Linked DNA regions of Homo sapiens: all the other regions are linked to region 1. The links are chromatin contacts, found by Hi-C or POLR2A ChIA-PET in ENCODE. All regions are on one chromosome and are shown on one strand. Each heading gives the region's core, a stretch centred on a gene start or an enhancer-like site at or near the end of the contact. The rest is flanking DNA. Distances are from core to core; before and after follow the strand shown. Region 1 has its middle 170 kb from the start of HABP2. Region 2 overlaps TCF7L2 (transcription factor 7 like 2). Region 3 overlaps TCF7L2 (transcription factor 7 like 2). Region 4 has its middle 130 kb from the start of SNORA87.

What was found. Hi-C counts contacts between places; a loop is a spot of excess contacts on that map. ChIA-PET counts read pairs that join two places held with the same protein, here RNA polymerase II (POLR2A). Pooled maps may share reads with other maps.
Region 2: a map of MCF 10A shows a loop between it and region 1 (5-fold over the local background). The contact joins two enhancer-like sites. A Hi-C loop is called at or near these places in 15 of 168 maps with a recorded cell type or tissue (CD14-positive monocyte, HCT116, MCF 10A and 9 more) and 4 of 50 pooled maps. POLR2A ChIA-PET finds 5 or more read pairs at or near these places in 1 of 52 experiments (T-cell).
Region 3: a loop to region 1 is called in a map of Right ventricle myocardium inferior, with 6 times the contacts of the local background. The contact joins two enhancer-like sites. A Hi-C loop is called at or near these places in 71 of 168 maps with a recorded cell type or tissue (A673, CD14-positive monocyte, CD4-positive, alpha-beta T cell and 42 more), 17 of 37 single-sample maps with no recorded cell type and 44 of 50 pooled maps. POLR2A ChIA-PET finds 5 or more read pairs at or near these places in 1 of 52 experiments (A673).
Region 4: a map of right cardiac atrium shows a loop between it and region 1 (2.3-fold over the local background). The contact joins two enhancer-like sites. A Hi-C loop is called at or near these places in 2 of 168 maps with a recorded cell type or tissue (aorta and right cardiac atrium), 1 of 37 single-sample maps with no recorded cell type and 6 of 50 pooled maps. POLR2A ChIA-PET finds 5 or more read pairs at or near these places in 1 of 52 experiments (T-cell).

What each region holds. Positions count from the first base shown.
Region 1 is chr10:113,383,659-113,386,600 of GRCh38, reverse strand. No RefSeq gene overlaps it. Among named protein-coding and RNA genes, the nearest start is that of HABP2, 170 kb to the left of the region's middle. RefSeq lists a silencer at 1,182-1,291. Within about 2 kb of position 1,345, at least 8 of the 41 ENCODE cell types and tissues checked have a DNase peak (open chromatin) inside an H3K27ac peak, as active enhancers do; they include uterus, where a contact is called at or near this core.
Region 2 is chr10:113,149,396-113,152,410 of GRCh38, reverse strand. It overlaps TCF7L2 (transcription factor 7 like 2), which reads right to left. Exons shown (of 15, transcript NM_001367943.1): 9 at 1,288-1,413; 10 at 527-686; 11 at 1-78. Among named protein-coding and RNA genes, the nearest start is that of SNORA87, 110 kb to the right of the region's middle. Within about 2 kb of position 1,250, at least 3 of the 41 ENCODE cell types and tissues checked have a DNase peak (open chromatin) inside an H3K27ac peak, as active enhancers do.
Region 3 is chr10:113,131,567-113,134,621 of GRCh38, reverse strand. All of the region lies in intron 5 of TCF7L2 (transcription factor 7 like 2), which reads right to left. Among named protein-coding and RNA genes, the nearest start is that of SNORA87, 88 kb to the right of the region's middle. Within about 2 kb of position 1,691, at least 2 of the 41 ENCODE cell types and tissues checked have a DNase peak (open chromatin) inside an H3K27ac peak, as active enhancers do; they include uterus, where a contact is called at or near this core.
Region 4 is chr10:113,176,072-113,178,935 of GRCh38, reverse strand. No RefSeq gene overlaps it. Among named protein-coding and RNA genes, the nearest start is that of SNORA87, 130 kb to the right of the region's middle. RefSeq lists a silencer at 2,793-2,864. Within about 2 kb of position 1,440, at least 6 of the 41 ENCODE cell types and tissues checked have a DNase peak (open chromatin) inside an H3K27ac peak, as active enhancers do.

The DNA.
Region 1 (2,942 bases), core at 96-2,595:
ACTCCATTTGTTCTCCACTGTTTTTGTTCACTTCCACTCTGACACACAAGCTCCTAGCTCCATGCCTGGCAATTAACAAGAGCCTAAAAATAATCAGCTGGATGGCTGAACCCAGTCACCCCAGGGAGGGAGAACCTGCAAGCAAAGACCATGACCGCACATCCGACATCTCACCTCTCTCCCTCCTTTTGTCTCCCCTGATCCAGGCCTGCAAGCTGAGAAGTGTACAATCCTCACAACAAGGAGTGATTGGCAATCAGGTGCAGAACTAAGCTATTTCTTTCACCACCACAGTCCTTCCAAAATGTTCCCAACTGGCATCAGATATTCTCATCCTGACCAGTGAGACAACCCAATGAAAACTGGTGACTCAGAAAGGGTAAGCATTTGTCAAAGGCTGTACAGCAAATCCCCGGGTGCTTGGCGAGTCATGTCTTGGCCAGTTGTCAAGGGCAGTGTCCCCTATGTCATTCCTCAAATACATATTTCTAGGCTTAATTATATGAATTTACATTTCTTTGGCTCAAAAAAAGTAGGTATAGGGGCATTTTCAATGCTGCACACAACTGAAAGTAGATTGAAACCATCCCGACCTCAAACAGAATGTCAAAGCAGTTGGGTTTCTGAGCAGCAACAGAATACTTTTTATAGAATGGGAAGTCAATTGAGAAATCATAAAAAATTAGAGTTGGGAAGGACCTCTGCGCTCACGAGGGTCAGGTCCCAGGGGCTGCTGTAGAATTGTTCCCTGTGGTGAAGGGTCTAATGTTTTGTCCACTCAAGTTTTAAATATCTCAACCAATAGCTCACCCCTGGGGACACCTCTCCACAGGGCAATAGATCTTGCTGTCAGGGCTTTTTTCCTGCTATTCAATCTCACTTTTCCTTTCCTCCACTTCATCCCATTTGTCTTTGGCAGTAATTTAGACAAGAGTGTGCTGACGTTTGAAAACGAAAAGCCCTGTCTTTGCCTTCAACCTCGTTTTTCCAGACCCTTCTACCTACGGAAACTTCAAGATCTGGCAGGGAGAGAGGGAGGGAATGAGGAAGAGAGGCAAACAAACAGACTGGCGTGGGTTCTGGAAGAAGCTATCAAAGGGCCAGCCCCCAAGGCCTTGAACCCACAGGTGTACAGGAAGAGAGGGCACTGCTGCTCCGGAATGTGCAGATTATAGAGGACCTGACTCTCAAAGGCAGAAAGTCACCGAGTTTTCTAGGCAGTCCAGAGCTCAGCCACCTCTTGCTATGACACATTAGACAGAAGGTGGCAGCATAGCACCAGGCTCTGTGTGCTCAGTGGCCCTGTCCATCGCAGCACACCCCAACTGTTCGGCTTCCAAACTCCACGAGCAACAAAACCCAACCGGCTGGAACGCCGGGCTTAGGCCAAGAGTGAGCTGCAAATCAAGGCCCTGGCCAGTTTTTTAAGTCAAATCCCAAACAGTTAGGATTGTGTGAGCACAGTCCATTTTCTCCCCAAGAACATCTTGCAGCCAGAATGGAATCCAAAAAAATAACTGCAGTCCTGAACAGCGGTGTTTGTCCAAGCTGATCTAAACACATAAACTTACCGTCTCGTCTGGTGTTTTGTGCACAAATTTTTGTGTTTAAAGACATCTGGGGTTAATGCTTTTTTTTTTTCTTTATTCTTTCTAGCCCTTGGCTATTTATTTCTGAATTTGTCTCTGGTTTTCCTGTTTCCCTTTGCTTATTTTTTACTTATTTGGTAGTGTTTGCATGTGGTTCTTCTGAAAGCAAGGATCCACAGGCTACGCATTTCTCACTTGGAGCTGAAGTCCTGCTGGGGAACCAATTATATGTCCTACCCACCAGGGAGAGTGTGATATTTTTTATTACTTTCTAATTTCAGGTCTTGAAATGGCTTCAGTGATCAGAACATTCTTCTGCTTAAGAACCTAAAGGGGCCAGTGAAAGGATGCTTTTGATTTGTATTTCATTTAGAATGGTCCATACTCAACCAAGTGTACTCCAAGGATTTCCATGGGGCCTCAGAGGCTTGAAGTGGGGAAAAGCAAGACAAAGACAACAACAAAACTTTCTCGCTGCTTGCCTTATCATACTGGGAAAATGCCGGCTACTTGGGGAAAGTCTTTCTTTGAGAAGTTGGTGAACTGAGAAAAAAATGGATAGAATTAGAACAAAACAATTTCACTGGATTCTAAGTCTATTTAAACTACAGTAGTAAATCAAAACCATACCTCTTTCTCATTACTCATGGCCCGATAGTAGAGCCTCCTAAATGCTTATTAAAGCAAAAGCAAGAAGTGTTTCATTTCTAAATACATTCACAGGAATCCCCAACAAGGTGGTTGCTTCTTTCTAACTGTTGTTTGTTTTATGCTTGTTTCTCTTCTTGAAAGAGTTATCATGAAACGGAAAGGCTTAAAAGGGGGGTGGGGGTGGGGGTGAGGGTCCAAATAGGCTCTAATGAGGAAGAAGGAAATAAAAGTCAAATTCTCCCCGAATGTCTGAATTTCTATTTATTTATCTTTGCAATAAGAGAGGATGCCTGACAATCCGGAACTGCTCTTGGATAAAACGAATCATACCAAACAGCTAACAACCCTGCAGAATAGCTCAAAGCCCAAATTATGAGCTATTTCAAATCCTTTCCACTTGCCATGGGGGTCTTGACTGAGTTTTTTCTTTTTTTTTTTTTTTTTTTTCTTTTTTTCCTGGCTCACATGCTTAGCCAGGAGGTGATTCTGAATGTTTATCTGAAGTATCTCCCTGATATTCTGGGGGGACTTTTCTCTCAAGCAAAAGCTCTGCTGAAAAGAGGAGCTTGTTTTAATTCTCATTAAGTTATACCCAGTATTGTGAACCTTTTACTAGTGAACAGTTAATTTTAGTGAGACGGACTACAAGAAACTGCCATATATAACCACGCTCAGTGACAACATTTTACAAAATGTGAGTCA
Region 2 (3,015 bases), core at 1-2,500, 230 kb after region 1:
CAGTTGCATATGAAGCTGTCGCTCCTTCCGGGCCAGCTCGTAGTATTTCGCTTGCTCTTCTCTGGACAGTGCATGCCACTGGAGGGGACGTGGGGTACAGATGAGAAAGACATGAACAAAGAGAAAAGCATGAAAGAACATCACACATTACGCCAAGGTCAGGGGATAAATAATGCTGCCTTTTTGGGTGAGTCCGTCCAGAAATGGTATAATCTGTACATACTGACCGTCGGCTGGGTCCTGGCACTAACAGGAATGTTTAGACAAAACTTGATTTGTTATCTATGTCATTCTGTCATTTGCTCACTCGCTCGGGTAGGGGAAGAGCATGGCTGTGGCTGTTCTGAACGCTGAGTGCAGAATAACTAGTCCTGACTCAGTGAAGGCCATTCAAGGATTCAGAATGTGGCTGAAGGGCAAGAATTCTCCAAAGAAATGGGGACAGAGACATTCTGCCACCTGACCTGCTGCACTCTGGTCCCTCACCACCCGCCCCCCGCTTCTCCCTGAGAAGGGCGTCACCTACCCTCCGCCCAAGGATCTGGTTGATGGCCGCGCTTTCTTTCAACGTGCACTCAGCTACGACCTTTGCTCTCATTTCCTTCATATACAACATGAATGCATTAAGAGGTTTCTTTATGTGGGGCTTCTTCTTTTCTTCTTCCTTTTTGGAGTCCTGATGCTTTCTGGAGATAGACAAAACAGACGCAACCCAATAAACAAGGTCGTGGTCCAACTTCCTCCATGGCAGGGAACGTATCTCCTTGTCTCATAACCCCCAAGCCTAGCAGTTTTGGATTAAAAAGCATGCTTTTAGTTCTTCTGCACCCCGGAAAATGGAACAAAAATAGCTTGGGGAGGGGTTGGGGGAAGAGAGGGATTTTGCAATCACTTCCTCAAGTTTCACAAATATACAATTTTCCCAAGCCAGAGGGGAAAGCACATGGTTGCTGTCTTCACCTCGGCAGGGTTTTCTCCTGCTTGCAGAACAAAGCTCTAAATGTTCAATGATGCGGTTAGGGGGCAGGGAAGTGGTTGCAAATCCCAGTGTATCCAAGTACACACACAAAAAACAGTTCTGTTCTAACCCACGGTGGTACAGTGAGATTCTGCCACTGTGCACTCTCTCTCTCTTTGTAAGGGAGTGAAGAGCCCACACAGGCTGGGTATTGGCTGCAGTCAAACCAAACGAGGCCAACCTTAGGCAGAAAGCCACCACCCAGCAGCTGCAACAGGCTTGCAGAACACTGCGGCTACGAAGAAGGTGAGAAAAACAGCAACACTTACGAACTATGGAGTGAGCCGACATCACTCTGGGACGATTCCTGTTTGACTGTTGGTGTGACTATGGCCGGATGCGGAATGCCCGTCGTGTGTAGCGTATGATGTGGTGGGACCATATGGGGAGGGAACCTAGAAGACAGAAAGCTGTGTAAATCGTCAGAATCAAAATGAATGAATGAGGAGGGATGTGTACACACAATTAAAAAGAAAAAAAAAAACAGCACGTAACACTCACATGAAAGCAACCCAAGGCATATGAAACCTGTCAGCATTAATTAGCGATAAATTAAACATAATGATTCTCATAATGTCATTAAAGCCAATTCATTATTGCTACTGACATAAGACATTATGATTTTTAACATCTTTAGCAAAAGACAAATTCAACTGACGTACTTGGGCGGAAAAGTGGGCTTGGACTACCTGCCAGAAATCGCACGTCCACTTGTTTTTTGAGGCATTATTAGTGGCATCTAAGAAGACAATTTCCTAAGTCCTAATCAGCTCTAAAATGAAAGGTGAAATCTTTTGTTGTATATTGACAGCTAAATAAAATATTAACGTGGTTGAAATATACATACATTTTTGACAATGCTGTGCAAGCCTCATTAGGCCTCATCCTGTTGATGAAGTGCAATACAATTTTTATTTTTCTTTTGTGCTGTGTCCCATCATTTGACAGGAATGGGAGAGAGTGAGGCAGGAAGACAGGGAAAATTCAAATAGTTCCTATTTGGTTCATATCATAAGTCATGGACATTTTAAATAAGTTTCTATCCCTTTATGGAAAGATGCAAAAAAAAAAAGGAAAGGAAAGGTGCACACACACACAATAAACCTTTGATTCTGATTTGTATGCCCTTTCTCCTCTAAAATTTAGGATTCCTATATCACTTTTACTTCATATGTTGTCTAGGCATCATTAAGAAGTCTTCTAAATGATTATCAAAATTATAAATGAAAGATACAGTTTGTGTTTTCTCCTCTCATGCTGCTCATTTTTTGGACAGTTCTCTAAGGCACATTTTAGGACCTGAATTGGCATTTCCCAACCAAGTACATTAGCCAGGACAGAAAGAGCTAATCTCAACCTACTCTTGGCCCATCTGCAGACTGACAACTGGATCAAACACCTTTCTCATTTTCAATTTTGCGTGGTGTCACCATGATTTGTACTGGGTTGGAAGACTCACCCCTCTTCAAGCAACATATCCTACTATAGAAAAAATAGTGAGGGACAGAAAGGGCAGAATCCCAAAAGTAAACAATATGGCAGCCTCCTGCTCCAACCTGGCAAGGTGATTCAAGTGAGCAGATGGGAAGCTGTTCAGATGAAGATCATGGCAACTGTTGCTTTCTTAATAAGTCCAAACCAAAGCAGTCCAATGTACCATCCAAGGAATAACAATCTGCTCTTTACAAAGCCAATTCTGGTGGGAACTAGAGGGCCTAATGAGGATCGATCACGACAATTCTTCCAAAATGATTCTGTATGTATTTACAAAGTTTTTTCCAGAAGCGGGCTAGAGATAGTTTCCATTCAGCCAAAATAAGGTAACAAACATTAATTTGAAAAATAATAAAATGATTAAAGTACTAACTGAATCTACACAGATCAACAGAGGAAGGAAAGTTAATGCTGATTCTTGAAGAAGGCCCAAGCCACAGTAGACATTTCACTCAAAAATCCCACGCTGACGTGGCCTTTCCTGCCACTGCCTTTACAAATTT
Region 3 (3,055 bases), core at 442-2,941, 250 kb after region 1:
ATGTGGTAAGTTGGGGAAGAGGACAGGCTGGGAACACAATGAAGGAAGGGCTGTTTCTTATCCATCAACTACCCTTTGGCAACTCAACTAGTCCTGTTTTTCCAGCCTGTGAGGGTGGTGAACAGTCAGTTAAGGTAACCCCCCTGTCCCCAACAGCCTATGACCCCAGCAGTTAGCAACTATTTCTGCTGGTGGGATGGCCACAGGAGACACAGCCAGTGCAACCTAGGCCTAGGCCTGCATGGACAGTCCCATCCCAACCCAGCAGGCCAACACTTGCTTTTGCATCCTGCAAACCTCTTATATATACACAGAATAAAAACAGCAGTCATGACTTCCTCCCGTGGCCCCAAATGGGTGGGCTTCCTCAGAGCATTTTACCCTGGCCCGTGCCCCTCTCCCCTCGCAGCTAGCCAGGACCCATGCATCACCGTGGCCGGGGTCTTCCTTAGTTGAATGTTGCTCCTTTCTGTCTAAGGCCTTGCTCCCAGCTAATGGTGGATTGTTTCCCTGGACAAGACTTCTATCGATAGCTACAGCACTGCCTGTTGGAAATAATAAATAAAAGACAGAAGGTTTCACAGGGTTCGAGTTTTACTTGGAGAAACAAGGTGGTAAGAGAAAAGAGATCTGCCTGTGAGATGCAGAAAAGCAAAGCCCACCCTGCCAGCCGCAGTACACAGCCTGCATCCTCTGGCCGGGCTGCTGCAGAACCTACCCCCGCAGGCTGCAGAGTTAGAGCGTCTCCAATCCCTGAGAGCCTCCTAGGAAGGGTGCTGCTTATTTGTATTGTAAATTATCAATAGCTGGCTTTTATTTCTCTCCCTCTCCCTCTCTGGAATCAAATCCATTTAGACAGCAAGAAGAGGAAGAGAGATGATTCTCCCTGCCGTCTGTGAAATTTTGCCGACTCATAGTTTCTCATGGATTCACACAGGCATTAAAATTCTTCTTGCTGGGAAATGACTGAACAGAGCAAGCAGGGAGAGGAGAAACGTGCAGTCAGTTTTCATCCAAATTCTCTCACACACATGCAAATACCTAGAACTAACTCGATCACTTCAAGTCCTTGGCCTTTCTTGGGGTGGCCCTTTCTATACTATAACCACCCAGCTGGTAACACACCAAACAGACTGCCAAACATGAAGGGTCTAGAGGACCAAGCTCAGCTCTTCTTAAAGACCTTTTCTCTATCCTCAAAAGGAGGATGGAAGGGCTGGGGGGTGAGAGGTGGTGGGTGGGCTGGAGGTGTTGGGATGGAGGAATAGAGGAACATTCGAACCTGGAAAATAAAGAAGGTGTTAAGATGGAGGAATAGAGGAACATTCGTACCTGGAAAATAAAGAAGGTGTTGAGATGGAGGAATAAAGGAACATTCGAACCTGGAAAATAAAGATGTGCACCAGCTGCTTGGCTTTGTGAAAACCGCAGCCAAGGGCCGACCCAGTAAAGCTGTGCATTCACAGGCTCTTGAACAATTACTTCCAGTTAAGTTCATTAAACATAATTTATTTCCCCTCATTCTCATTTATTTTGCAATTAAAAAGAAAACATCCCATTGTGCCTCCCCCAGCCAACCTTTAAAACACTTGCAAGCTTACATCTTAGCCCACCCGGTCCAGGCTCGCCCCTGATCAGCGAGTTTCCAGGGTTTTCTTCCTGCCTGCCTCTGCCTCCCTCCGGCAGCGTCACAAAATTCTCAACCTGGAGGTCAGTGAGGGAGTGCGACAGGCACAACGGGGCCCTCTGTCCTAATCCTCTGCCAGGTCTCAGGGATGAAGAACCAGCCACTTCACCCCTAAGTAATTTCCCAGGAATTTGCAACCTCCACCCTCCTGCCAAATATTTCTCTACTACTTGGGTATTAAATGATTAGCGTTAACATAATCAATCTTGTTAAGTGCCCGAGTTCACAGAGAATGTTTGGGAATTGGGTAAGAGAGTACAGCTGTTTCTAGGAGAGCAGATCTTCAAAATCGAGCCAGAAATAAATCGAACCTATCCCAAATGAAGAAATCCAAAAGCTCAAATTCAAAACAACTTTTAACAAATAATAATGATTTCCAGACCACCCCCTCGCCACCAAATACAACAACCCCAAATCTAGGGATTCCTAAATATAATGGAAAGGAAATCACCAATTTTGATTTAGAGTAAATTTTAAGAGCATAATGGTTATTACATCCTGGGGAATTAAAGAAAGAAGTAGTGAACAAAATCTGACACCAACTTTCTAATTTATTTACAAGGAACAGCTGCATAAAAAGGTCTTTTGTTTTTCTTGTATACCCTGTGCCTAACTTTCGAATCTCAGCCTGCATTTGAAAATCATGCCTACTCCATGGAGTCTGAGAAAAGCTCAAGAAACAGCTGTTTCCTTCACTGATCAGGTAAATCTTCTCCCTAGAAAAAGAGGAGGTAAGCCAAGAGGAAGAATAAATGTTTCCACTCATGTGGCTCAACAAACACAAATGCTCAAACCCTGTGATTCAGCAAAGACCGACAGAAAGGAAGACGAACACAAAGGCAGAACTGCATTGTTCCGTTCTATCCTGCCTTGTTAGTATCCCAAACATGGGCATCCTTTAATGGGCATCTACAGCCAGAATAAATAACACGCGTGAAAATGACACAGAGTCACCATGGGACAAGGAGGGCAAACACAATTGCTGCTCCCTCTGATCTCCAGCTGATGTGTTGCAAGTTTAAGGTAACGAGGGAGTGACCCAGGCAAAGTTGAATTTTTTCAAAAATCCTCAAATGTGTGCAGAACTACGTAATCTGGAGGGCATGTCAGGATTTCATCACATTCCAAAATATTGCAGAAGGAAAGAATTCTATTACACAGCTCAGCCAGGTCCCCAACAACCCCAAACCACAAAGGGGAGGTTTCCCTAAGAATACAAGGTTTCAGGCTCTGCTGCTTCCAGAAAATGCCGATGCAGCAGCCTGTTGTGACAATACAGAGATCATAATACCTGTATCACTGGAGTCGGGAATTTACGTTTTCAAAGGAACTCCCTTCTCCTAAGACATCAAGAATAGTGGTTTACTC
Region 4 (2,864 bases), core at 191-2,690, 210 kb after region 1:
GTCTGTCCGTAAGCCCCACTACTGGAATGTTCTCTTTAGGCCAGCAAGGATCTTATCCTCGTTGTAAAGGCACCCTGTGGGGCACAAAGCAGGGACATATGAATATTCAGTAACAATAATTATCATGGGTTTCATACTAAATGAATGCAGTCAGATGAACTAAGTTTTTGTTCACCAGAAAGTCGCAAATTTCTGGAGGCTTCTTTCCCTTAGAAAGACCTCTCTATCAGGTGTGTGAAAGAGTGGAGCATTCTGAGGGTGGGGGGTCGGGGGGGAAACAACTTGCTTTAATGACATTGATTCATTTGCCCTGCATGGCTAGTGCAGTAATTCTTACCCTGGAGCTCATGAAATGACGGAAAACATATGCGGCATGCTGTTTGTGTCCAAGAATCTACATTTTCTTTGGGGTGACAGTCATGAGCACTTACCAGAATCTCAGTGGGGTTCACGATGGAAACAAGATGCTCGGGTGCTCCAGGTGAAATGAAAACTCCCAAGTGTGGAGACCATGCCCCCACGCCTGCCCCATCTCCCTCCTTCTCTCCCTCTTTCTCACAAATTCATCTGAAGCTCCGGACTTCATGGGGAATTTGAGGCTGGGCAGTGACGGGGAATCTCCATGAAATGGAACACAAGCCAGAGCTGAGACAGGCGCCGTCAGTCCTCAGCATCTGCTCCTGGAAGAAGAAGCTGTGAAATTAAAACCTGGGACTGGGCACACAGGAAGATAGCTGCAGAGAGATACAGTGAGAGAAAGCCCCTCTGCCCCTCAGCCATCTACCTGGTGCAAAGGTGGAGGGAGGCAGGCACCATCCAGGAGAGGCGAGCAGGGCCTCAAAGGTAGCACCTGAGGCTGCGGGACCCACAGGCCCCTGCTGATTCTCCAGGTGCGTGTGCACTTGAGCGAAAGAGCGAGCAGAGAAAAGCTAGTTATCTACGGCGAGCATACCTAACCTATCCACTCTTAAAACAGGGTGTCTGACAGCGAAGGGCCCAGGAAACCAGCTCCTATTCGCTGAACACTGTGGCCCTTAAAGAATAAAAACAAGAAGGGAGAGGCCGGGGACAGGCTAATTACACCTACCAAGCGACAAATCACTTGGAAAACATAAATACGTTTTCAAGGACACTCCTCCACTAACGATGCTAAAGTGTTTTTCTTTCAAATCCCAGCAAGAAAATCCAAGGGATGAAACAAACTTCGCTTATTTTAGTTTCTACTCAATTACCTGTTAATGGAAAAAATCTGGCACCAGCCATAATGAGGCAGGCATGAGCTCACTGGCGTGGGGGTCGGCCCTGTCAGGGAAGGCTGCAACAAGCGCGGCCTTTATCTGCCTCTCTATAACCCTTTCAAACTCGCTGTCAGGGAGCCCACATTGAGCAGGCTGGAGAGGAGGAACCTGGGACCCACTCCAGGCCTCCGAGGCCCCTTGGGAAAAGGAAAATTGTTGTTGGCAAGTCTGTCTGGCTCCAGAAATTGATCCAGTGCCCCCCACTTGTCCGAGCAGCAGCAGACAGGGCTAAGAATTTTGTTATAATTAAATAACAGAGTGCTGATTGGTTGCTGGAGGTGGTCTTGAAACTGGTGTTTAAAAGCAGAGGAGAACAACGGTTACTATTCATAGGAAAAGCCTAGAGTCTTAAAAATCCATCTGTTTCATTCCCAAATTTAGGCCAAAAAAAATGCTCACTTGCTGTCTTTAAAAATACCACCTGCTTTGCGATGTTGTATAATGTGCCATTATATAAGGTGGAGGGGGCGGAGGGGAGGGCCGGGTGGGAGGATGCCGTGTGGTGGGCAGAGCCCCTTCCTGAGGAAAACAGAGACAGCCTTGCAGAGGGCCAGGCTGTCCACTCCAAAGGCCGAGCCTCCACCTCCAATGCCCTACACTGGCCTTGAGGCACCAAGAGAGTCTTCTAAGCATTACCTCAGGGGGCTGCCAACAGGAACCCCCAAATATGGGGCCCTGGTAATTATGGACGTCCATCCTGCACCCACCTGGCCTTAGGGGTCAGCCATCGCAGTTTGCACCAATGCTGGCCTGGGTGGTGATCTTGCCCCATTGCCCACTACAGCTGGGCTGCTGGGTGAGGCCACAGTTCCTGGGACCAGGGGAAGGAGAAGCAGCCAGGCCCCCTTAGCCTGGTGGCTGGCCACTTGCATCTTCCTCCACACAGCCCCGGAACCCAGGATGTGGAAGCCACAGGACATTAGGTTCCCAGTGGGACAGCTCTGTTTCTACCAAGCAGACAAATGTCCCTGTCTAGCCTAACCCTTATGGAGTTTCCCAAGATTCCGAGAAATGTTGGGGACTCAGTTTCTTCTTAAGATTCTTATTCATAGGGTAAGTGGGGAAAAAAAACAACTCTGTAGTCACACGCCTAATTTTAATCCCAGATCTGCCACTTTTTGGCTGACCCATCCTGAACACGTCACTTCACTGCTTCCCCTGACAACGGGAGTAGGAAGACTTACATCACAGTATTTGGGTGAAGAACAAATAAAATAATGCATGCTGCCGCAGATGCCTGGGAGCCACGTATGGTGCCTGGCACATCGGAGGCACCGCTAGCAGGTGGTGGCTGGATTTCCAGGAGCTTCACACTCAAGCCCTTCATTTTGCATTGGCATCTCCAAACCTGAAAATCACCCAGGATCGGGAACAAGTCTTACAGCTGGCAGCAGGGTTAGCATTCCCCACATCAAAGCGAGCCAGTAGAGAATTTGAAGCAACAGGTAGTTATGAGAAAGATCCCTGATCTAGATTACAAGGAATCATGGCATCTAGCCGAGATCCAGCCAGCACCCAGCTGTGTGGCTTCAGGCAAGACACTCCCGGGACCCCCTCTCTGGGCTT